Regions from separate parts of the Mus musculus genome. Here region 1 is linked to region 2. Evidence: chromatin loops called from intact Hi-C (ENCODE). Cell type or tissue: left cerebral cortex. All regions are shown on one strand. Links, peaks and the distances in the headings refer to the core of each region. The heading gives the core; the rest is flanking DNA.

Region 1 (12,115 bases), core at 1,739-9,738, 1.1 Mb before region 2:
CACACACATATACACACACACATATATACACACATACATATATACACACATACACACATATACACACATATATACACATACACACATATATACACACATATATACACATACACACACATATATACACACATACACACACATATATACACATACATATATATATACACACACACATACATATATATATATACAAATATGTATACACACACATACATTATGTATATATTTTTCAAGACAAGGGGTTTTGTGTGTTTTGTGTGTGTGTGTGTGTGAGTGTGTATGTGTAGCTCTAGCTGTCCTGGAACTCACTTTGTTGACCAGGCTGGCATCAAACTCCCAGGGATCTGTAAGCTTCTGCCTCCTGAGTGCTTGGGATTAAAGGAATGTACTACGTGCCACCACCACCTGGAGATACACACACACACACACACACACACACACACACATATGTGTATATATATATTTCAATTTTTTAAACAAAGAAAACACAGAAGTAAAATGAAGGGAAGTGACCAGGGTCACTGATGTCTTACTAAGGATGTGAACATTTCAGGGGCTGGAGAGCTGGCTCAGAAGTTAAAAAGTCCTGGCTGTTCCTCCAGAGGCTCTGGGTCCAATTCCCAGTACCCACATCAGGCAGATCACGAGAAATCTGATATTTTCTTCTTCCTTCACTGACATGCACATATCCACACACATCTGCATGTAATTAAAATAAAGTCTTTTTAAAAATTACATTAAAATTAACGGTAAAAGAACCTCTCAAGCCTAGCGTCGTGATTCGCGTCTGTGGAGTCGACAGCAGGGACCTTTGGGCGACACCGTCTGCTCATCACTTGTCTTGTGTGAACCTGTGGTGCTCCATCCTCTGAGTGCTGATCCCAGGCCTCAACACACTTCTCTCTAGCTCCAGCCTTGTATTAGCACTGCCAAGATGGGACATCTGGGAGAAGCCTTTGGAGTCCTTGGGCTGTACTTCTGTTGGAGGCACTATTTTTCCTGCTTCATTTAATCAAAACATTTTTTTTTCCTTTTGAGGTTGTTTGTGCTATGATGTATTAATGATCACATATTAATTATTCTTAATCATGGGTTTACTATGAGATGTTAGCAGACATAGGTGATGCTTGTAATCACATTCACACACTGCATTACCCTTTATTATCCTTGCTCACTCCCACCAAGCCCCTGCTTGACACAAGCCAAGTCATCTGGGAAGAGAGAGCTTCACCTGAGCATGCCGCCATCAGATTGACTGTAGAGCCAAGTCTACAGGGCATCCTCTTGGTTAGTGGTGCGTGGGAGGGTCCCGTCCATTGTGAGCAGTGCCGCCCTGGGCAGGTGGTCCTGGGCTGTATAAAAAGCAAGCTGAGCGAGCTGAAAGAAGCAAGCAGTGAGCAGTATTTCTCCATGGCTCTGCTTTGGTTCCCGTCTCCGGGTTCCTGCCTCAGATTCCTGCTCTGACTCCCCTGTGATGAACAGTAAGATGTCAGGTGGGACAAACCCTTCCCCTCAAGTTGCTTTTGGTCGATGATATGGTATGTATATGCTTGGCCCAGGGAGTGGCACTATTAGGAGGTGTGGCCTTGTTAGAGTAGGTGTGTCACTGTGGGTGTGGGCTTTAAGACTCACTTTAGCTGCCTGGAAGTCAGTATTGTGCTAGCAGCTTTCAGATGAAGATGTAGAACTCTCAGCTCCTCCTGCACCATGCCTGCCTGGATGTTGCCATGTTCCCACCTTGATGATAATGGACTGAACCTCTGAACCTGTAAGCCAGCCCCAATTAAATGTTGTCCTTATGAGACTTGCCTTGGTCACAGTGTCTGTTCACAGCAGCAAAACCCTAACTAAGGCAAACGCTTATCCCAGAAGGCAAACTAGAACAGAACTGGTACAAACCTGACACAAACTCACACACACATATTAATTGGGATATTGCTGTGTTGTTCTGGGAGAGGCTTGTGGAAGGATTTCAGAGCTTAGGGCTGGAAAAGCCCTTGAGCACCCGAGCTCAGATGACAGCTCTGTGGAAGCCTGGAGATGATCTGTGGAGATCAGCACAGATGGAGGCCGGGCTTGTGGCGCTTCAGAGGGAAGCCTGAGCGTCCCGTAATGACTTTTATCAAGGTCGCTCCTATGATACTTTTGATTTAAGGATCTGTGGTTTCTAAGTCAGCTTGGGCAGAGCAATCGGCTGTGATTAACCTGAGACCAGCAGCACCGAAATGAAACCTTCGCCTCTTGTAGACCTGAAGCCCCATCCCTGGAACAGGGAGGTAAATGATCACGTTAGTTGGGTCTCATGTTTTTGTGACTTGAGGGATAGGAGAGAATTTGGACGTACGATCTATCCCGGCATCTCGAGAGATGGCTCAGAAGCTAAGAGTATGACCAAGCCAGCCCAGTCAGTCAACCGGGTCTCAAGCAAGGGAGTGAGGATTGAAAAAGAAAGACAGACAAAACTATAACCTGACTCCAGCCCGTGCTGACGATGAAGCAGCTTTAATCCTCTCCAGCCTGCTTCTATATCATTCTAGGTGCACCCAAAACTCATGGTCGGTTCTTAGATCACAGACAAAGTAATCAAGCGAAGTAGTGAACAAGGAGGTCACACAAGATGGTAACAAAGCACCACCGTAAACAAAGCCCGTGGACGCCATTTCTAATATTCTTGCCATAGCCTACTTCCTTGTCCGGCTCAGTGCCAAATTCCTAGAAGAGGCACCAAAAGCTCTCAACAGAGTGTCTACCGTTCTTGCCGAGGATCTGAGTTGGTCCTCACCACTCACCCATCTGGTACCCCACCATCCCACCACTGCATCTCCACCTCTAGGGAGAGCTGATACATCCGGCCTGTATGGACATTTACACTCAGGTGTACATATTCCACCCCAACACACACGTGAAATCATATAAATAAACATTTAAAATGGATTCTTCTGTAACTTTTATATGTGTGTGTTTTTCCTGTATGTGTGTTTGTCTACCATATGCTCGCAGTGGCCACAGAGGCCAGAAGAGGGCGTCAGATCCCCTAGGACTGGAGCTATAAGAGGTTGCGAGCTACTATGTAGATGCTGGGTATTAAACCTATAGAAGAGAATCCAGTGCTCTTAATCATCAAGCCAACTCCCCAGCCACAACAATAGATATTTTTGTTTGCTTTTTCAAGATAGTTTCTCTTTGTAGCCCTGGTTGTCCTGGAACTTGATCTGTAGACTGGCTGGCCTCAAACTCAATGATCTGCCTACCTCCACCTCCCACCTGGCTAAAATAAAATAAAAAAAAAAAAGACCTGTCTTACACACTAGAGAGTATTTTGTCAGCTGTTCAATTGTATTTAAAGTAATTACATATACAAAAAGATTTAAGGGTTTTTATTTAGAACAGCTGGCAAATGAGACTGAACTTATAAAATCAACTGAACTTGTTTTTAAAATTTATTTATTTTACATATATGAGTGCCCTGTCTGAATGTACATCTGTATACCAGAAATGGGCATCAGATCATATTACAGATGGTTGTGAGCCACCATGTGGTTGCTGGGAATTGAACTCAGGACCTCTGGAAGAACACACAGTGCTCTTAACCTCTAAGCCATCTCTCCAGCCCCTCAACTGAACTTATAAACAGAATAACAAATGTATTTTTTGAGACAGGGGCTTAAGACATGAAATCCTCCTGCCTCAGCTTCTAAGAGCTTGTGCTACAGGTTTGTATTACCTCATCAGCATAAATTATTTGTTTGTATGTGTGTGGCAGAGTTATATATATGTATATCAATGTTTCTCAACCTGTGGGTCAACACCCCCCTTGGGATCACATATCAGATATTTGTATAACAGTAATCACATCGAATTCATAACAGTAGCAAAATTAGTTATGAAGTAGCAATAAACTAATTTATGGTTGGGGTCACCACAACTCATGTGGTAACTGTATTAAAGGGTCACAGCTCAGGAAGGTTGAGAACCCACACTCTCATGGAGTCCCGAAGAGAGATGGTGTCCTCCAGCCCCCAAGAGAGATGGTGTCCTCCAGCCCCCATCACTTACCCTTTGTGGCAGAGTCTCTTTCTGAACGTGGGGTTTGAGTTTTCTTGGGTAGGCTGGAAGTCGGTAAACCCCACCAATCCTCCTCCCTTCTTCCATCTCGCAGACAGGGTTGCTGGCATGCATGGGACACCTAGCTTATCATATGGGTGCTGGAGTATGAACTCTGGTCTTCACGATCGCTCAGCAAGAGCTCTCAAACACTGACCTACCTCTCTGGGACCCTTCATAATTTGTATTTTTGAGACAGGGTCTCCACACATATCCCTGGCTGTCCTGGAACTCACTATGTAGACTAGGGTGGCCTCAAGCTCAGAGATTCCACCTGCCTCTGCCTCCTGAGTGCTGGGATTAAAGATGTGAGCAACCCCCATCACCCCCTACCACCTAGCAGTTATTTTAAAATGAGTACCATTATAGTTGTTGGATGGAACACACACTTAAAAACCTTCAGAAGAGGGCTAGAGAGATGGCTCAGTGGTTAAGAGCGCCGACTGCTCTTCCGAAGGTCCAGAGTTCAAATCTCAGCTACCACATGGTGGCTCACAACCATCTATAATGAAATCTGATGCCCTCTTCTGGAGTGTTTGAAGACAGCTACAGTGTACTTACATATAATAAAACAAAACAAAACAATCCTTCAGAAGGTCCATAAGGGTGGAGGTCTCATTCAAACTTGTGGGTGTGTATTGAATCGCAGTTGATAAATGTGTGCCTTGCTAAAGGTTAGAGTGAATGGTGAGAAGCCAACACACTAGTTGTCTGTGTGGGTTCTTGTGAGACTATGATGGCATCATTTTCTGAACCTTCACAGTGCCAGAAAGTGCTAAGAACTGTCATTTCTGTCTTTGTTCTTCCCCAGAGGGTTCTTCTGGAAAGAATTCCGAGTCTTTTGATGTCCACTGTCCTGTTTCCTTAAAAATGTTCCCTGCGGCTGTCCCTTCCCTCCAAGCCTAAGACACAGCCCAGCTTTCTGAGTTTCCCTGGACCAAGTCCCGGCCAGGTTGACAGTGAGCCAAACCCCACAGATGCTTCAACCCATCACCGCTAGGTGGCGAACCTGGCTGTGATCTCTGAGTGCTGGTGGTTTCTAGCTATTGCCAGCTGTTGGCTGCTCTGCTGGGAGATGGCGCTTCCCTGGGATTATCTTCCAGGAGTCGAGATCCAATTCTGTGGGTAGGTGTAAGAAGTCGTTCTGGGCTGGAGTGTGGGACCAGGGAACGAATTCCACGACAGTCGTCCTTCTGGCGAAATTGTTGCTGCATTCCGGAGACTTGCTTACCGCTAACTGGGGGGTTTCGTCATCCGGCTTGACTCCAGGACCCACATGCTTTGGTTTATGTATTTGCTTGACAGAATGGGCTTCAGGAGCTTTGGTTGATCGTGACTCCCCGCAGTGACTGTGGGAGGCTTAGGTATCCTTTGAGGAAGGAGCTGAACATCGCTCCCCTCCCTACCCCCACCACAACTAGAGCGTGCGCTTGTGAACCGATTTGTGATGATCTGTGAACAGTGGCCCAAACAAAGAGCGACTACAGGGAGAGCACCGCTGTACTTTCCTTTTTTAGATATTTAAATTTCATTTTATGTGAGTGTTTGCATGAGTGTCTGTGTACTACGTCCATGCTTGGTGCCACAGAGTTCAGAAGAAGGTATCTGATTCCCTCTGGATGCCAAGAACCAAAACCTGGGTCCTCCGCAGGAGCAACACGTGCTCTTAACCATTGAGTCATCTCTCCAGCTCCCAATGCCGTTATTGCTAAGTACACCAGAGTATTAGACCTTGCTATGACCGTCCCAGGTGATCAGGTTGGGAGTCTCAGATCTGCCTCATCTCTAGCACAGAGATGTCTGCACTGAACCTTGTTGGGACGCGCGTGGTCATAGCAGTTGTCATGTGAGTTCTGGGTGGTTGTGGGGAGACAGGGAAGGAGTAACCCCAGCAAAGCTGAAGTCCGGGCAGCTCTTTTCTCCCCATCAGGTAGTTTCTGGATAAGCCATCTTCTGCAGGGCTGCTTCTGTTGCCTGCTTCTGAGAGCGCTGACAGGTCTGCGCACATACCCCCTTCACTGTCTCAGTGGTGTGTATGTGTGTGTGTGTGTGTGTGTGTGTGTGTGTGTGTGTGTGTGTGATGACAGCGGAGGCTTCCCTTCAGTCCACACATGGGGAAGCAGGGATGCCCTGTAGACAAAGGATGGTTAGCAGGACTTGACAAAGCAGCTGACTTTGTGGAAGTCAGGCAAAGCTCTGGATGGTCCCCGGGGAGAGTGGACCCTGTGGGAGGGACCCTGAGTGTGGAGGACCTTAAGGCCAAGCCGACCTCAATGTGCTTCAGCTTGCTGTATAGCTGAGAACGACCTTGAACTCCTGACCTTCCTGCCTCTACCTCCTTAGTACTGGGATTGTGATGTGCCACCACCACACCTGGCTTTGTTTCCCCTTTCATTTCGTTTCCTTCCCTTCCCTTCCCTTTTTAGAAAGTGAACTCAGGAAGTACAAAGAAATCGAAATGACTTAGTCTTTCCCTGTCAGCAGCATATTGGCACCTAAGGGAAATCAATTCAATAGGGCAGAAAAGTCTAGAACAAAAAGTTCAGCCTTCCTTCTTGTCTTTACCCCAGAGCTAAGTTCTGTTCACGTACGAGTCTTTCCAGAAGGGTTCGTTGAAGACCACAGTGTGCACAAAGCTCATGGCTGTAACTTGCTTAGGGATTGGTCCGCCCACAGCCATCGGCAGTTCGGACTCAGCTCTCAGTGGCTGTTTCATCTGTGCTGGGGACACACTCCGTTGTGTGCAGAGGCCGTGTGTGAGCTGCCTTGAAGGCTGTAAACAATTCACTAGAGTCATTTCCTCCTGAAGTATTTTGGGCTTTGCCTTGCGTGAGCCTGGCTGGCAGAACTGGATCACTGGGCTTTGAAGCTTCAGGCCCCATGCTTCCTGCTTCCTGTTCTGTTGTGCTGTACAGAGCATCCTCCAAGCGTCAAGTGTCCTCCATGGGTCTTGCCTCAGCACGTGCGTTTGTCTCAGCTGACATCACTCTGCCAATCAGCCCAAGTCTGAGGAAGGGACAAGAAACTGCAGTACACCACCAGAAGTTTTTTTGGTGCATTCTCTCTATGGAGTCCTAACAAATGCAGCTCAACTATGCAATGTAAGGCAGACCAATACATGTGTGTTGTTAGCAAAGAATCCTTCATCGCGTGTCCTTTCATGTGCTTGCTTTAGCAGAACATCCTTTCTCCTGTGTCTGCTTCAGCTAAATGCTCCCTCATGAGTCTGTCTTAGCCTTTCACCTGTGTCCACTTCAGGAAAACACTCCTTCACGTGTTTGCCCCAGCAAAACACCATCTGACACAACTGACTTTCCAAAGAACCCTTAAGTTTCCACTTGTGTGTGTGTGTGTACCATATGCATGCCTGATGATTCCTAAGGAACTCAGAAGAGGGCATCAAATCCCTTGGAACTGCAGTTATTGATGGTTGTGAGCCACCATGTGGGTGCTGGGAACAGAACCAGGTTCTCTGAAACAGTAACAAATGCTTTTATCCCCGGAATTGCTTTTCAGCCCCACTGATCCACTGCTCAGAACATCGACTTGGAAGTTGAAAAATCTGTAGAGCCCCTGTCAGTCTCTACCTCCCGCTGCTGCTCTTCCCGTGTTCATGTGTGTGTTCACAGAGACAGAAGTCATTACACAATGTACACAGTTCCCGGGGCTTGAGCACAGCGTCAAAGTTGGCTATTGTTTGTCAGTAGAGTTAAGATAGAAAGGGGGCTGGGTGGTGGTGGTGCATACCTTTAATCTCAGCCCTGAGTTCTAGGCCAGCCTGGTCTTCAGAGCAAGTTCCAGGATAGGCAAGGCTGTACAGAGAAACCCTGTCTTGGGGGTCGGGGAGCAGAATAAAAGAAAGGGAGCCAGTGCCTAAACTTGTGGGGGGGTCAGTCTGGCATGCCAGGTTCTACTCCCTTTGCAGTCTGTGGCTTTATGGGGTCTCTAGGGTCCCCTTGGTGGCTCATGGTAGGGATGTTTGAATACCATAGTCACATGGGCATGAGGAGAGAAGGGCCTACCTGCAGGAGCATTGTGAGGCATGTACTCTGCACCGAGACTTACCTGGGACTTTTTTAAAGGCAGGTTCCTACTTTGTAGCCCTGGGTAGCCTAGAACTCACTATGTAGACCAGGGTGGCCTCACAGAGCTTTGTCTGCCTCTGACTCCTGAGTGCTAGGATTAGAGACATGGGCTATCATACCTGGTTACCTGTGCCTTTTTTTTTTTTTTTAATACCTGGGGCAGGAGAGACGACTTAGAGGTTAAGTGGGAGATACTGGTCTTCCAGAGGACCTGAGTTTAGTTCTCTGCACATACTTCTGTGCCACCCTGCATCTGCTTTCCCCTCAGGGTAGCTAGGCTCGTTCTGGAACCAGCTGGACTAGAGGGAGGGACGCTTAGCTGGGTGCAGGTGAGTGCAGTGCAGGATCTAGCTTGGGTAATGAACAGCTGGGAACAGCTTCAGAGAAATGGTTCCATTTACTGAGGGGTACTTATGCCCCTGGAGAGGTGGCCAGAGTCTCTGGGGCAAGGTTTATATGGCTGTGTGTGTACCAGGGCAGGGGTCAGGGCTGTTGGAAGATGCTTTATCTACATACTCAGGGGCTTTTAATGTGTGTGTGTGTGTGTGTGTGTGTGTGTGTGTGTGTGTGTGTGTGTGTGTGTGTGTGTGTGTAGGGACCCTATAAGGTCAAACAAGGAGTGAAGCTTGGTTACTGTCAGGGTAATAAATTCTTACTAGGGTTAGCGGGGCTGGTTTTATGGAACAGATTGGGAAGCAGGAGGGAGCCAACTCCTTCTGTCCTCAAGTTTGAGGTGTCTGGGTTTGAAGCTCCTCTGTAACCCTGGGCCATGAAGGTCCCACAGCTCCTCTCTCTTGCTTTATAAGAGGGCAGTATCATCAAAGTCAGCATCCATGTGGGGGATGGTTTGATACTGGACCAGAACCTGATTGGCAGTGGTTCGTGCACTGCTACTTATCTGTTGTTTTGGAAACTGGATGGGGCAAAGTACCAGGAGGAGAAGGGGAGGAGCCAAGCCATCAGGGTGGGTACCATGGGGTAGGGTGCTGGGTGCATAGCATGTCCTGAGGTCTCCCTGGAGATCTTTGAGCCTTTGTCAGTTTTGTTCCACCAGCCCCATTCATTGACAAAGGAGCCACATTCTTCCCCCAACACAATGCAAGCCACGCCCCTCCCTGCTCAGCAGCCAATAAGTCTAGAGTTCTGTAGAACAACCCTTGCTGGGGGGGGGAGGGGGGAGATCTGTCGATGGAGGGACTAGAGACTGTCCAAGGAGGAAGGTACAGCTGGGTAAAACTTATCCTGGAAATCGCCAGCCAGATGGTGTGTCTGGACGAGGGCTGCTCCAGCGGGGCTCATGACGCCCAGTTGAGATGGTGGACAGAGGGATGAAGACGTCCCTGGTCCCCTCCCAGCTGTAAAGTGCGTTCTTTGGGCTCATAGAGATAAACCTGGGGAACAATCGTTGCAGGGGTGCAGAAACTTTGAAAAGCGGGGTTTAATGCAGGAACTGGTTATGTTATTGCACCGGAGAAGAGCAAGGGGGAAGGGTAACACATACTGGCTTGGTGACCGTGATGTTACTGCAGTGTGTAGGATGGGACCTTGAAGAGGGCCTATGAGGCAAAGGGGGAGGATAGATTAAAAGAAGGAATGTTTTGTAAGTTTTGTGTGGGTAAGGCCCACAGGGTTCATGAATCGAGTCGTTAATGGGATCAGCTGCCAACAGTGGATGGGAGGGGGAAGTGCAAAAGAAAAGGCGTAGAGAGATGACCAAGCCAGCTCAGTCAGTCAACAGGTTCTCCAGCGCAGGAGCAAGGATCAAAAAGAAAAAAGACAACTAGACAACTTTCTAGCATGACCCCAGCTGGTTCTGAGGCTGAGTCAGGTTAATTTTTTTTTTCCAGTCTGCTTTTATACCACTTTAATTACATGCAAATAATAAGGTGAGTTCTAGGTTGAGGAAGAAACAAGACAATAAACACAAATAGTCAAGGAACAAGCAAGGCAATAAACAAAGCCCCATGATCACTTTATCTAAGGGCTGATCAGGATGACCAGGATATCTGAGCCTACGTCTTTTTTCTAGCTCAAAATGGTGGTAAGTGTTTTGTTTGTTTGTCTTTTTTTCTAGCTCCAAATCAGATTCCTGCCAGAGCTTACTTCCCTGTCCTGGGCCAATGTCAGATTTCTGCCAAGCGGGCCCCAAAAGCTGTCCACAAAGAGAGTTAGGGGGAGGGCTAGGGGGAGGGCTAGGGGGAGGAGGCCCGCTGTTTAATGGATACATTGTAGCCAGGAGAGGGTGGCTTGAATCTCCTTTGGAGTTTGATTCTGTTAAAGAATGGTAACTGGGTAAAGGCCAATTTGGAGGCAGGGAGGAGTTGTCGGGAGATGTGCAGGTCCCCTACTGGGTATTTGGCGTAACTGTAAGGGTAGAGCTTACCCACAAGTCCCATTCATCATCATTTGTCCCAGGGACCACCAATGGAAAGCTGAAAATGAGTATTAATGTTAGTGAGCATGGTGCCACCTTGGCCAGGGGCGTGGATTCCATTCAGCATCTCCAAGATCTGCAGCCTCCATCTATGGAGGCTTTCTGGAGGCAGTCACCTGCGTTGTGGTAAGGGAAGCAGAGGAAAGGGCTGGGGGTAGTGGAGGGAGATGGAATTAGGGTGTAGCGGAATCTCAATCCAGGTCCGGCACCCTTCAAGGAGGCAGTCCTGGGTTCCTGTGATCTTACTGTGTCCATTATACACCTCTCTAGCAAAGAGAGGGTCTCCATTGATGGGTATCAGGAGGGTTAGGAATGAAGAAAAAGAAAGGCAGCCATCAGAGCATCGGAGAGGGAAGCCTGTGGGGGGCACGTGGCCTAGGCAGCTGCCACTAGGTCATGCATGTCCTGCCAGGAGATCCTGATCTACCAGTGGTGGTACCTCCTCGGCCTCCTCAGTCCTTCATCTGTCAGGAGGGGTGGGCCATCTTCTTGGTTGGTGGGGTGGTGTCGAGCATTTCTGACTGGAACCCAAATAGGCCTGGGCTGGTCCCATGGAACGACACAAACAAAACTCTTTCTGGTTGTGAGAAGGGGATCTGGTCCCTTTTAAATCCCATCCAAGGGATCGCATCATTGTACCAGGATGAGAGGAGTTGACCTGGTGAGTGCCAATGGAGGAGATGGGGAGGGTGTTTGCCACTCTTGTAAATATTAAATGTGTTTTGAATAGTCAGAGCCATCACTAATTGTTTGTTGGGTGGTAAGTGTTTTTGTTTGTTTGTCTTTAAGTTGCGCTTTTAGGGTTTGATGTGTTCTTTCCACTTCCCCTTGGCTCTGGGGGTTGTAAGAAATCCTGTGTGGTGGGGGATTTCTCATTGTGAGCAGAAGGTTTGAATTGGGAACTGGTAAAGGCAGAGCTGTTTTCAGTTGTTATCTGTTGAGGAATGCCCGTTATGGTGAAGGTGGAAAGCATATGGTGGACTATGGCCATTAGGGTCCCACACTTCTGGCAGCACACAGTCACCCCCAACTCCAGTTTTAGGGATCTAATGCCCTTTTCTGATGTCTATGGTGTGTATGTCATCCCCCCCCCCCACACACACACATAGCGTGCACAGACACAGTCATACCCACAAATGCACAAATATAAAAACAAGTATTTGTTTGTTTGTTTATTGTTTTGGTTTGTTTTGTGACAGTGTTTTTGTTTGTTTGTTTTTGTTTTTTGTATAGCCCTGGCTGTCCTGAAATTCTCTCTGTTGACCAGGCTGACCTTGAACTTGGAGGATCACCTGCCTCTGCTTCTGCCTCCTGAGTCCTGGGATTAAAGGTATGTGCCTCCATTGCCTAGCTTTAAAACAAATCTTTAAGGAACATGCCAGGTTGCACGGGATTTGCCTACTTCTTGTCCTGTGGAGCATCTCAAGCCACTGCTCATGTCACTTTCCACGTAGCCCTCAGTACAAGGTGTTTGCCAAAGCCTTTGAATGGG
Region 2 (12,115 bases), core at 2,163-10,162:
AAACTCATTGGCTAAAACTAAGTTGGACTTTGGTCATATTCATACTTTGGTCTGTCACGAGGTCCCTATCTGGGGTGAGTAGATGTGTGTTTTCTAGGAAATATTTTGTCATACAGCAGGGACTTTCTGGCACCAAGCTCTTGCCCTCTAGGCCCATGGGACAGGGCCCTTCTGGATACACAAGGGTGTGTTTTATTCTTTAAATCTGCTGGGGTAGCGGCCACACCTTTACCCAGGCAGAAGGCTCTGCAGTTTGCCAGGCAGGGACAAAGGGTTCAGAGCAAGTCTGCTCCAGGCTCTGGCCCAGTGGCAGTTCTCTGGGACCATGCCTCTAGTGGTGACTCTGTTGTAGGCATACTTTATTGGGTTCTTATATCTACCACCCTTCTCCATCCCAATCCTGTCCAACCTCCCAACACGGGCTAGGAGGAAAAGAAGGCTAGAGGTGGGAGGGGGTGTCATCTCCTTAGACTGCCTCCTGCTGATCAGGGGTGTCGGGTACCTTGGGTGCAGGTCCAGTCTTCACTGTCAGGATATATGGTTTCTTCTTCATGTCTCTTTACCCAGCAACCAGGAGCAGCAGGGGGAGCAGCCACCATCACAGGCCCTCTCTGGGCTCCTTTCAAGAGTCCCCAGAATTCTAAACATAAGCTATCTACAGGGGGCAAAAATCACACCCCTGCTAGAGCATGAGACAAATCATAGCAGCTGTGGACAACCTGAAGCAGCCCCACAGCCCACGCCTGGGATTAAAACAAACAAACAAACAAACAAACAAACAAACAAACAAAACATATTTACATAACATAACCATGGCTTTTTAAAAAATTAGATATTTTCTTTATTTACATTTCAAATGCTATCCCGAAAGTTCCTTGTATCCTCCCCCTGCCCTGCTCCCCTACCCACCCACTCCCACTCCTTGGCCCTGGCATTCCCCTGTACTGGGGCATATAAAGTTTGCAAGACCAAGGGGCCTCTCTTCCCAATGATGGCTGACTAGGCCATCTTCTGCTACATATGCAGCTAGAGACACGAGCTCTGGGGGTACTGGTTAGTTCATATTGTTGTTCCACATAACCAGGGTTTTAATGATAACACATTCTCAGTACAGTCTACACCTCCCCATACATCCAAGGTGCTCCTGGGTTATGAGGCCAAGCCTCACCGGGCATTACCCTACGGGAGGCTCCCTTTGGTGTGCCCACAGTCTGTCTCTGTCTTTTCTCTTTTGGAGACAGGATTTCGCTGTGTAGTCCAGGCCCTGTCTCAGCCTCCCGAATGCTAGGATTAGAGCTATGCACCATCATGTCCGCTTTCTGAGGCATCTGTCTGGGATGGAGAAGACAAGACCAGTGGGACCTGCATTGTCTTGAACATAACTGGTTCCTGGCTTCTGCTTGAGAGTGAATCTTCTCAGAGGGTCACCTGAGCATACCTGGGTTCTCTCTGGAAACCCTCTCATTCTAACGCTGAGGACTTACCAACCCTGTAACTTCTGCTTCCCTGTGCTGAACGCTGCCTGCTAAGAAGCAGTCAGGGGACCAGGCGGTGCCTTCCACAGTTCAGAATGGTCTCAGCTAAATGTCCTCTAGTGTGGCTCACAGCTGTGAGACAGTCACGCAGTCCATTCAGCCCACCGGGTTAGAACGCTGTGCCCATCTCCTATCACAGCTTAGTCTTTGCTTCTGACTGGGGCCTCCTCGTGGCCCTTACACAGCATGGCTGTGCCTGCAGTGCCTGTTTGAGGTCACCTGGGGTCGAATGAGAAGATGGAGTCTTTTCTACAGCACCCACTTTCCCCTGCTCCTGCTGGATACTCTTAGGGTCCAGCAAGGCCCTGGAGGATTTTCTGGCTTTGCACCCCCGACTTCTTCCAGGCTTTGACCACTCCAAGCTGCCTCTGTGTCTCTATGCATGCCTTATAGTGGCACTCCAACCCTGCATGTCCAACCCTGGATGGGAGATGGCTCTGTAGGTGACGTGTCGGTCATGTAAGCATGATGCTGGAGTTTGGATCCCTAGCACCCACGCAATGCTGGATGGGCATGGCGGCCATGTGTAATCTCAGCAGGCTGGAAGCAGAAAATGGGATTGCTGGTACAAGGCCGCTAGCTCGATTAGCTGGATTGGTGAGCTCTGGGTTCAATTGAGAAACCTTGCCTCAGTGTTTGGTGTGCGAAGTGATCAAGGAAAACAGGTAGTGTTAGCCTTTGCACACACCTGCACGTGCATCCCCACACGTGTGCTCACACACACGAAAAAATGCATACAGATATGCAGTGTACATCACATCCACACATGCAGAAAAGAAAAAAAAAGATTTCAACACAGGATTTTGGAGCCTCGGACATTGAGCTGAGAACGCACTCCTTCGAGCGCTGGTGTTGCTGTTATGACTCACATACATGTGTCTGTGTGTGTGTGTGTTTTATGCTCCCTCCCTCTATAGGGCTCAGGGACAGCCCTCATGGTGGAAATATGGAATCCGAATTCCACGACAGAGGCAGGGGAGCCCTCCCACTCAGCTGCTCGGGCATGGCACCCCAAGTAGAGGCCATAGCTTCAAGTAATTTGGGTAGGCATCCCAGGTTCTCAAGTGCTAATATTGAAGGTGTTGCAGGATATTTGATCACACTGTGGATCCTGAGATTGTGCTAACTACTGAAAAACCTGTTTCTAGTTGTGGTGTGGCTCAGCCCATGAGTGTACACACACACACACACACACACACACACACACACACACACACACACACACACCCCTTTAGTCCCTCTGGCCAGAATACAGATATGCCCTTAGTACACACCAAACAATGAAGGTAACGTTAGTTTGTAGAAGGAAGCACTCATGTTTGAATGTGATGTCTAATTGAGTGGCAGACACAGTGATGAATCAGAGAGACTTGACAGAATAGGATATGCCAAACTCTCACGAGAAGAGAGGAAAGGGAAGCTACTTAAGGGAGCATTGCAGAGAGAGAGAGAGAGAGAGAGAGAGAGAGAGAGAGAGAGAGAGAGAGAGAGAGAGGCGAGGGGAGTGGCAGGGGAAGGGGAAGGGGGAGGGGGAGAGGGAGAGGGAAGGGGAGGGGGAGAGGGAGAGGGAGAGGGAGAGAAAGGAGGAGGAGGCAGTTTTCTGGGATAGTTGTACAGAGACAGGTTGTAGACAGAGGACAGGCTACATACAGGTGAAGACATAATGAGCCGGAGAATGAGGAGACAGAAGATGAGAGTGGATTGCCAGAGCTAGTTTGAGGCGAAGCAGAACAATTCAGTCAGAAACTGAGAGAGAAGCCAGATTGAATCAGAGTGCAGAGGAGTTTGAGCCTGAACAGCTGAGAGCTGAATCAGCCAGCCAGAGTTCAGAAAGAACTCGGAAGGGGTGAGTGTATTCCAGCAAGTCTCAGAGGCTGAAAACATTCTAGGCCTGGATTAGATTATACGGTGACTAGACGCTTTCGTGACCAGGTCTCAGTTAGCAGACTGAGGTGGTGAGCCTCAGAGATGACAATTGTACAGGGGGATAAAAGTTACTTTTACAAGAAGGTAAGTAGGGCTGTTGAGATGGCTCAGCAGGTAAGAGCACTGACTGCTCTTCCAAAGGTCCTGAGTTCAAATCCCAGCAACCACATGGTGGCTAGCAACCACCCATAATGAGATCTGATGCCCTCTTCTGGTGCGTCTGAAGAGAGCTCCAGTGTACCTGTTTATAGTAATAAATACATCTTTAAAAAAACCCAAAAAACAAGTAGGTAAATAACTGGGTGAAATCAGCCGTGATCCTTCTAGGTGGAGGAGAAGGTTTGCCAAAGGATGGGGCCTAAGTATAAGTGTGCAAAGATCTGGTCCCGGGAGGGAGACTGGCTGTGTGCAGTGGCGTGTGAGCTGAACTTTCAAGCCCAGTCTCCTCTCCAGAGCAGACTGATATTGGTCTCCCAGCACAGCTATAAGGATTGACTTCCTGGCATTCTCTCAAGCAGTATACCTCCAGGTTCCTGGTGTAGCTATATAACTACACGTGGGCTCTACCCTACACCTCGGGAGCTCTGAGCTCTCTGGAGCACAGGGTTCTGTAGCTGCAGGGTAACCCTCTGTTCCGAAGCTCGCGTGGTGGCCTCTTGTGACACACCCTTGTCCTACTCAGCAAGCCTCCCTCTCGTCATGCCAGCTTCTTGGAACCTTCTCACAGGTCCCCCAAACAGCCCTGTGCCCTGTTGCAGTCTGTCTGTGACACCCCTTCTTTCCAACCTTCTCCTCCATTTGTCCCCCTGTCCCCAAAGTATCTACCAGGAAGGAGCACCATGAGTGTTGGGCTTTGCAGAGCTGAGGGATGGATGTGGCCCTGAATTCTGCACAGAGTCCCCAGGCCTATGTGCAGGACCACGTGTAATGGGGTTTAGATAGTGTAGTGGTTTGTATTTGTTCGGCCCAGGGAGTGGTGTTATTGGAGGGTGTGGCCTTGTTGGAGTGGGTGTGGCTTTGTTGGGGGTAGGTGTGTCACTGTGGGTGTGGGCTTTCAGATCCTCATCCTAGCTGCTTGGAAGCAGCTTTCCACTAGCAGCTTTCAGATGGAGATGTAGAACTCTCAGCTCTGCCTGTACCATGCCTGCCTGGATGCTGCCATGTTCCTGCCTTGATGATAAGGGACTGAACCTCTGAACCTGTAAGCCAGCTCCAATTAAATGTTGTCCTTTATAAGACTTTCCTTGGTCATGGTGTCTGTTCACAGCAGTAAAACCCCAGCTAAAACTGGTAGCCAGGCAGGAGGGCTCTTTCTGGTGTCATACTGCCCCATCCCAGTATGTGGTCCTGTAGAAACTTCAGATCTGGCTCAGAGCCTCAGTTGTCTGGCCAAAAGCCTGCACATTTGCCAGACCCTTTGTTTGTTGTTTGTTTGTTTTTGTTTTGGAGACAGGATTTCTCTGTGTGGGCCTGGCTGTGCTGGAACTCACTTTGTAGAACAGGTTGGCTTCGAACTCAGAGATCCTTCTGCGATTGTCTAAGTGCTGGGATTAAAGGCATGCGCTGCAGCCACTGTCACCCCCCCTGCCCCCGCGCGCCCACTGCTGGACCCTTTTTGGGCTCACCCTAGGGCACACACTTTCAGCAGCTCACAGGTGGATAGAGCATCCTTGGAAGATTTCCTCTGGAATGTTTACACAATGGCTTGGGGTTCCCAGGGTGACCATCGTGGTGATGAGCCTTCTGCTAAGGGTCACTGCATGATCTCAAACTTCAGTTTTCATCTGTAAAATAGAAACACCAAATACCTCATGGGTAGTTGCAAGGATGGAGCTAATCACAGCCAACAAGCTTATGTACTCAGTGATGAGTGGTTTCTGTGGCCCAAGATATTAAAAGCAACTATGGCCGGGCGTGGTGGCACACGCCTTTAATCCCAGCACTTGGGAGGCAGAGGCAGGTGGATTTCTGAGTTCGAGGCCAGCCTGGTCTACAGAGTGAGTTCCAGGACAGCCAGAGCTACACAGAGAAACCCTGTCTCAAAAAAAAAAAAAAAAAAAAAAAAAGGGCAACTATGATCCTTGAGCGCCATCTGGTGTTCAAAGCTTATCATTGCATCTAGGAGTTCTCAGCTGGGTGGTTTTTCTCAAGTTATTATTAGGCCTGCATCCCTCTTCCTCTGCCGCATGTCAGCCTCTGGCCTTTCTGCAGGCAGCAGGCAGCCTATTCCTGGAAGGTGGACAGAACGTGCCAGCATAGGCCACTCTACTCCCACCCTGCCAAGGACACTTGGGAACAGCCTTCTGTCCCTGGTACCCTTTAGGCTGATGAACAAAGCTTTGAGGACAATCTCGTTCAGTTTCCTTTCTCTGGTTAGTGATTGGGGCTGCATGCTAGGTTTTTCATTGTGTGTGCATCATGGATGCGCGCGCGCGCACGTGTGTGTATTGTCAGGCGTGCACACAGATGTGTGCATGTGGGTGTGTTCACTGGCTTGTGACCACGGGGACACCAGAGATCAATGTTGGATGTCTTCCTCTATCTTTCTCCACCTTACCTTTTGAAACAGTCTCTCACTGAACTTTCAACTGGCCCTTTGGCTAGAATGGCTGGCCAGCAAGGTCCTGGGATCTCCTGTCTCTGCTTCACCTCAGCTGCCTGCCCTGCCTGCAACCCGGTGCTGGGGCTCTGAACTGGGCTCCTCCTATTTTAACAGGAAACACAGTACAGTCAACAGGTGTGTGTGTGTGACCCTGGGTCAGGGACGTAGCACTTGCCAGAAATAAATGTCTACGCCTAATGTCACCTTGAGCATTCAGCCTTTCTTCCCTGCAAAAGGTTACGCGGGCGGGGCTTGTTGACCATTTATGCCCCTCCTCCTAGTGGGTGGGGTAGGGCTCTAGATTCTGCCTGAAGTATCCACCTGTTCCCTACCCCGTGGCAATTCTGCTCGAGGCCTTGGGGAGGGGCTAAAGTACATAGAGGCGGGAAGGACCAGCCCCGGGACTGTTTGTGTGGCTGCAGGGATGGCCCTCGTCCTTGCTGGGTGAGGCTTTTTAGGTGTGGCTAGTGTTTGTAATCCCTCGCCTTACCCTCTGTACAGAAGCCCAAGGAATGCATTGATTCCCACTCACTTTGGCAGAACTATGCCTTGGCGTGTTCCTGCGACCTTCGGAGGAGGAGAGGTGGACTTTGCTAATGCCTTCTCTGAGGAGGAATTTTAGCTACAAAAAAGGAGGGGGCGGGGAATGGACTGGGATTTTTTTTTTTTTTTTCTGGCTTGTGGACTGTATTTTCATGGTGGTCTGGGGTTGTAGGGTGTGGCGGGCATGTCATCGCGGTGTCAGGAATTGGAATTGTTAGGAAGTTGGAAGGACTTTGGTCAGTCTATAAGCAGTTCTAACTCCTTTGCGGCAAGTGGCTTTCCTGACTGAGACCTCTCACAGTTGGATTTGATGGCTTTGTTCCAAGCCTTCAGCTCCTTAGATGAAGCCCATTGACATCATGGAGAACAGGGTGTATTGCTGGGGCCGGGCTTCCGTTGTTATCAAAATGCAGAAGTGACCTCAGACACAGATGGACGTTTGATCAAATAGCTGGTACTTTGTGGCTGCGTATCGTCCGTACATTAAATTAATCACGACAAGTGCTGACTGAGGCCCGGGGAGATGGCTCAGTTGGTGAAGTGTTTGTTGTGCAAGTTCAGATCCTCAGCACCCACAAGAAAGCTGAGCGAGACAGCGCATGCTCAGGGGCTCACCAGCCAGCCAAGCTGAGCGAGACAGCGCATGCTCTAGGGCTCACCGGCCAGCCAGCCTAGCCAAATTAGTGAGCTCCAAGTGTGGTGGGAGACCCTGTCTCAAAAAATAAGTTGGCGGATGATTGAGGAAGGAACCCAGTGTTGACCGCTGACCTCCGCGAGCATTCATGTATGCGTGTGTACTTCTACACACGTGCACACACAAATCTACATATGAGTGTGTATACATATGCACACAGAAAGGAGAAAAAAAGAAAAAACATACCCCAAGAGTCGAGTTACAGTGTTTCATACAGCACTGAGTGCTTTCTGCATTTTGGGGGGAAACTTGACTGGTGGGCGTGTATTCTCCCGTGAAGGTAGCGAACGTGGACTCTCCTGTGACGAATGGTTACATGGATTCCCCTGTGATGGTTGGTTACTCTTTGCATCTTGGCATTTATTGCTGGATATTTCGTTAAAACTTTGTTTCACCCCAAATTATATATATATCTTAATATCTTTATGTTTCTATTAGTAGAAACGATGGCTTCAGATATTAAAACATTAATGTGTTAATCTTTCTCCAGGGTCTGCTGGCATTGTATTAAGACCTGGAAAACGTTTCTTCTCTTTCTACTTTCCTGGATGAGTTGGGAAACATTGGTGTCGACATTTCCCCCATATGTGGAAGAGTTGTCAGGTGAAGGCACTTGGTTCTGAAATTTTCTTCATTAGAATATTAGGAGGGCTGGAGAGCTGGCTCAGCGGTTAAGAGCTCTAGCTGCCCCTGCAGAGGACCCAAGTTGGCTTTTTGGCACCCACACCTTGGCTCACAGCCGCCTGTAATTCTAGTTCTAGAGGGGCCTGACTCCCTCTTCTGGCCTCTATGGGCATTGCACACATGTGGCAGAGCTTAATAAAAGTAAAAGTAAAAAGAAAAAGAAAAAAGCCCAGTGGTGCTGGTGTGGAGATGGCAGGTATCTTCAACCCCAGCACTTAGAAGGCAGAGGTAGGTGGACATGTGTGTGTTTGAGGCCAGCCTGGTCTACATAATGAGTTCTGGGATAGCCAGGGCTACACAGAGAAACCCTGTCTCAAAAACAAAACAAAACAAAACAAAACAAAACACAAAACAAAAAACTAAAAAGAAAAAACGAAAAGATAAAAATTAAAAAGAAAATGAGGACAAGAGCTGGCAGTGGTGGCGCACGCCTTTAATCTCAGCACTTGGGAGGCAGAGGCAGGCAGATTTCTGAGTTGGAGGCCAGCCTGGTCTACAAAGTGAGTTCCAAGACAGCCAGGGCTACAGAGAGAAACCCTGTCTCGAAAAACAAAAAAACAAACAACAACAACAACAACAACAACAAAGAAAGAAAGAAAGAAAGAAAGAAAGAAAGAAAGAAAGAAAGAAAGAGGGCTGGCGAGATGGCTCAGTGGTTAAGGTCCCGAGTACAAATCCCAGCAACCACATGGTGGCTCACAACCACCCGTAATGAAATCTGATGCCCTCTTCTGGTGTGTCTGAAGACAGCTACAGTGTACTATGTATAATAACAAATAAATCTTTGGGCCGGAGCAAGCAGGGACTGAGTGAGCGGAGTTGACCGGAACAAGCAGAGGTCCTAAAAATTCAATTCCCAACAACCACTTGAAGGCTCACAACCATCTGTACAGCTACAGTGTACTCACGTACATAAAATAAATCAATCAATCTTTAAAAACAAACCAAAACCATTCACTTTTATTTTTAACTGTTGAGAGCTTTTAGTGCACCTTCTGGGAATTTGGCATTTGTCAGTAGGCTCAGATAAGAGTGTTAGAAACAGTGACCATGGGGCTTTGTTCACTACTTCGCTTGATTACTTAGTCTGTGATCTAAGAACCGACCATGTGTTTTGGGTGCACCTAGAATGATATAGAAGCAGGCTGGAGAGGATTAAAGCTGCTTCATCCTCAGCACGGGCTGGAGTCAGGTTATGGTTTTGTCTAACTGTCTTTCCTTTTCAATCCTCACTCTCTTGCTTGTGACCCGGTTGACTAACTGAGCTGGCTTGGTCATTTAACTGTGTGTCTCTGTGTGTGTGAGAGCATGTTAGTGCAGGTATCCACAGAGGCCAGAAGGGGCTGTTAACATCCTGAGCTTGGCGTTACACACAGTTGGAAGCCACTATCTGTGAATGCTGGGACCTGAGTTGGGGGTCCCCTGAGAGACTTTTAATTGCTGAGCTAATTCTCCAGCCTGTTTTTTTCTTTTTTCCTTTTAAAAATGGATATTTTATTTATTTACATTTCAAATGTTATCCCCTTTCCAGGTTTCCCCTCTGCAAACCCCTACCCCATCCCCCTTACCCTGCTTCTATGAGGATCCTCCCCCACCCACCCACCCACCGCCCTAGCATGCCTCCACACTGGGGCATCAGCTGTGAGCATCCGCATCTGTATTAGTCAGGATCTGGCAGAGTCTCTCAGGAGACAGCTATCCCAGGCTCCTGTCAGCAAGCACTTTTTGGCATCCGAAATAGTGTCTGGGTTTGGTGTCTGCATGTGGGATGGATCCCTAGGTGGGGCAGTCTCTGGATGGCCTTCCCTTCAGTCTCTGTTCCACTCTTTGTCCTTGTATTTCCTTTAGACAAGAGCAATTCTGGGTTAAAATTTTGGAGACGGGTGGGTGGCCCCATCCCTCAATGGGGGGTGGGGGTGGGGAGGGGCGGGGAATGCCTAACCTCTGGATATGGTCTCGACAGGTTCTCCCTCCTCTTTGTGGAGTATTTCAGCTACTGTCATCTACGTGGGGTCCTGGGGTGCTCTTGCTTTCCTTTCACCTGGGACTTTCTGGTTGCTACTCCCAGTTCCCCATCCCCCATTGCTACACACCTCTTTCCATTTCCTGACCCTCTGTACATCTCCTCCATCTCCTCCCATACCTGATCCTGCCCCCTTTCCCCTCCTCCTTTTCTCTTCCTCCCAAGTCCTTCCCACCCTCTACTTCCCTTGATTATTTTGTTCTCCCTCCTCCTTTCCTTCCCTTCCCTTCCCTTCCCTTCCCTTCCCTTCCCTTCCCTTCCCTTCCCTTCAGTAAGACTGAAGCATCCACTCTTTGGTCTTCCTTCCTCTTGAGCTTCATGTGGTCCGTGAGTTGTATCGTGGGTATTCCACACTCTGCCTAATATCCACTTATCAGTGAGTACATACCCTGTGTGTTCTTTTGTTACTGAGTTATCTCACTCAGGATGGATATTTTCTAGATCCATCCACTTGCCTGCAAATTTCATGAAGCCATTATTCTTAATAGCTGAGTACTCCATTGTGTAAATGTACCACATTTTCTGTATCCATTCCTCTGTTGAGGGACATCTGGGCTGTTTCCAGCTTTTGGCTATTATAAATATGGCTGCTATGAACATAGTGGAGCCTGTGTCCTTACTACATGTTGGAGCATCTTCTGGATATATGCCCAGGAGAGGTATTGCTGGATCCTCCGGTAGTACTGGATATATGCCCAGGAGTGGTATAGCTTAGTCTTCAGGTAGTACTATGTCCAATTTTTTGAGGAACCGCCAGACTGATTTCCAGAGTGGTTGTACCAGCTTGCAATCCCACCAGCAATGGAGGAGTGTTCCTCTTTCTCCACATCCTCACCAGCATCTGCTGTCACCTGAATTTTTGATCTTAGCCATTCTGACGGGTGTGAGGTGGAATCTCAGGGTTGTTTTGATTTGCATTTCCCTGATGACTAAGGATGTTGAACATTTCTTTAGGTGGTTCTCGGCCATTTGAGTTTCCTCATTTGAGAATTCTCTGTTTAGCTCTGTTCCCCGTTTTAAAATCGGGTTTATTTGCTCACGTACCAGTCTGTTAGTCTGTCTTTTTATTGGGGAATTGAGTCCATTGATGTTAAGAGATATTAAGGAAAAGTGATTATTGCTTCCGGTTGTTTTTGTTGTTAGAGGTGGATTTATGCTTGTGTGGCTATCTTCTTTTGGGTTTGTTGAAAGATTACCTTTTTGCTTCTTCTAAGGTGTAGTTTCCTTCCTTGTGTTGGAGTTTCCCATCTATTATCCTTTGTAGAGCTGGATTTGTGGAAAGAAATTGTGTAAATTTGGTTTTGCATGAAATATCTTGGTTTCTCCATCTATGGTAACTGAGAGTTTTGCTGGGTATAGTAGCCTGGGCTAGCATTTGTGTTCTCTTAGGGTCTGCATGACATCTGCCCAGGATCTTCTAGCTTTCATAGTCTCTGGTGAAAAGTCTGGTGTAATTCTGATAGGTCTGCCTTTATATGTTACTTGACCTTTTTCCCTTACTGCTTTTAATATTCTTTCTTTGTTTTGTGCATTTGATGTTTTGACTATTATGTGACAGGAGGGATTTCTTTTCTGGTCCAATCTATTTGGAATTCTGTAGTCTTCTTGTATGTTTATGGGAATCTCTTTCTTTAGGTTAGGGAAGTTTTCTTCTATAATTTTGTTGAAGATATTTACTGGCCCTTTAAGTTGGGAATCTTCACTCTCTTCTATACCTATTATCCTTAGGTTTGGTCTTCTCATTTTGTCCTGGATTTCCTGGATGTTTTGGGTTAGGAGCTTTTTGCATTTTGCATTTTCTTTCACTGTTGTGTCAATGTTTTCTATGGTATCTTCTGCACTTGAGATTCTCTCTTCTATCTCTTGTATTCTGTTGGTGATGCTTGCATTTATGACTCCTGACCTCTTTCCCAAGTTTTCTATCTCCAGGGTTGTCTCCCTTTGTGATTTCTTTATTGTTTCTATTTCCATTTTTAGATCCTGGATGATTTTGTTCAATTTTGGTTGTGTTTTCCTGAAATTCTTTTGGGGATTTCTGTGTTTCCTCTTTAAGGGCTTCTACATGTTTACATGTGTTCTCCTGTACTTCTTTAAGGGAGTTCTTTATG

What was found. A loop is a pair of places that touch in the nucleus more often than their neighbours do. Peaks named below come from ENCODE experiments on the same cell type or tissue, not always from the same donor. Only the 100,000 strongest peaks of a DNase experiment are listed, where the experiment ranks them.
Region 1: it touches region 2 in a loop (12-fold over the local background); 2 of 42 quality-filtered maps call a loop at or near these places.

Annotation. Positions count from the first base shown.
Region 1 is chr12:111,498,099-111,510,213 of GRCm38, reverse strand. It overlaps Gm40578 (a long non-coding RNA gene), which reads left to right and starts at 7,505. Exons shown (of 3, transcript XR_003950153.1): 1 at 7,505-10,749; 2 at 11,857-11,953. In left cerebral cortex, for the core only: CTCF peaks have their summits at 3,010 (motif pointing right) and 5,107; DNase peaks (open chromatin) are centred at 5,126 and 9,234; H3K4me3 peaks cover 904 bases; H3K27ac peaks cover 837 bases.
Region 2 is chr12:110,412,398-110,424,512 of GRCm38, reverse strand. Gm40577 (a long non-coding RNA gene) reads left to right here and starts at 6,449. Exons shown (of 3, transcript XR_873021.2): 1 at 6,449-6,507; 2 at 7,791-7,903. In left cerebral cortex, for the core only: CTCF peaks have their summits at 5,386, 5,593 (motif pointing left) and 8,093 (motif pointing left); DNase peaks (open chromatin) are centred at 5,577, 5,832 and 7,193.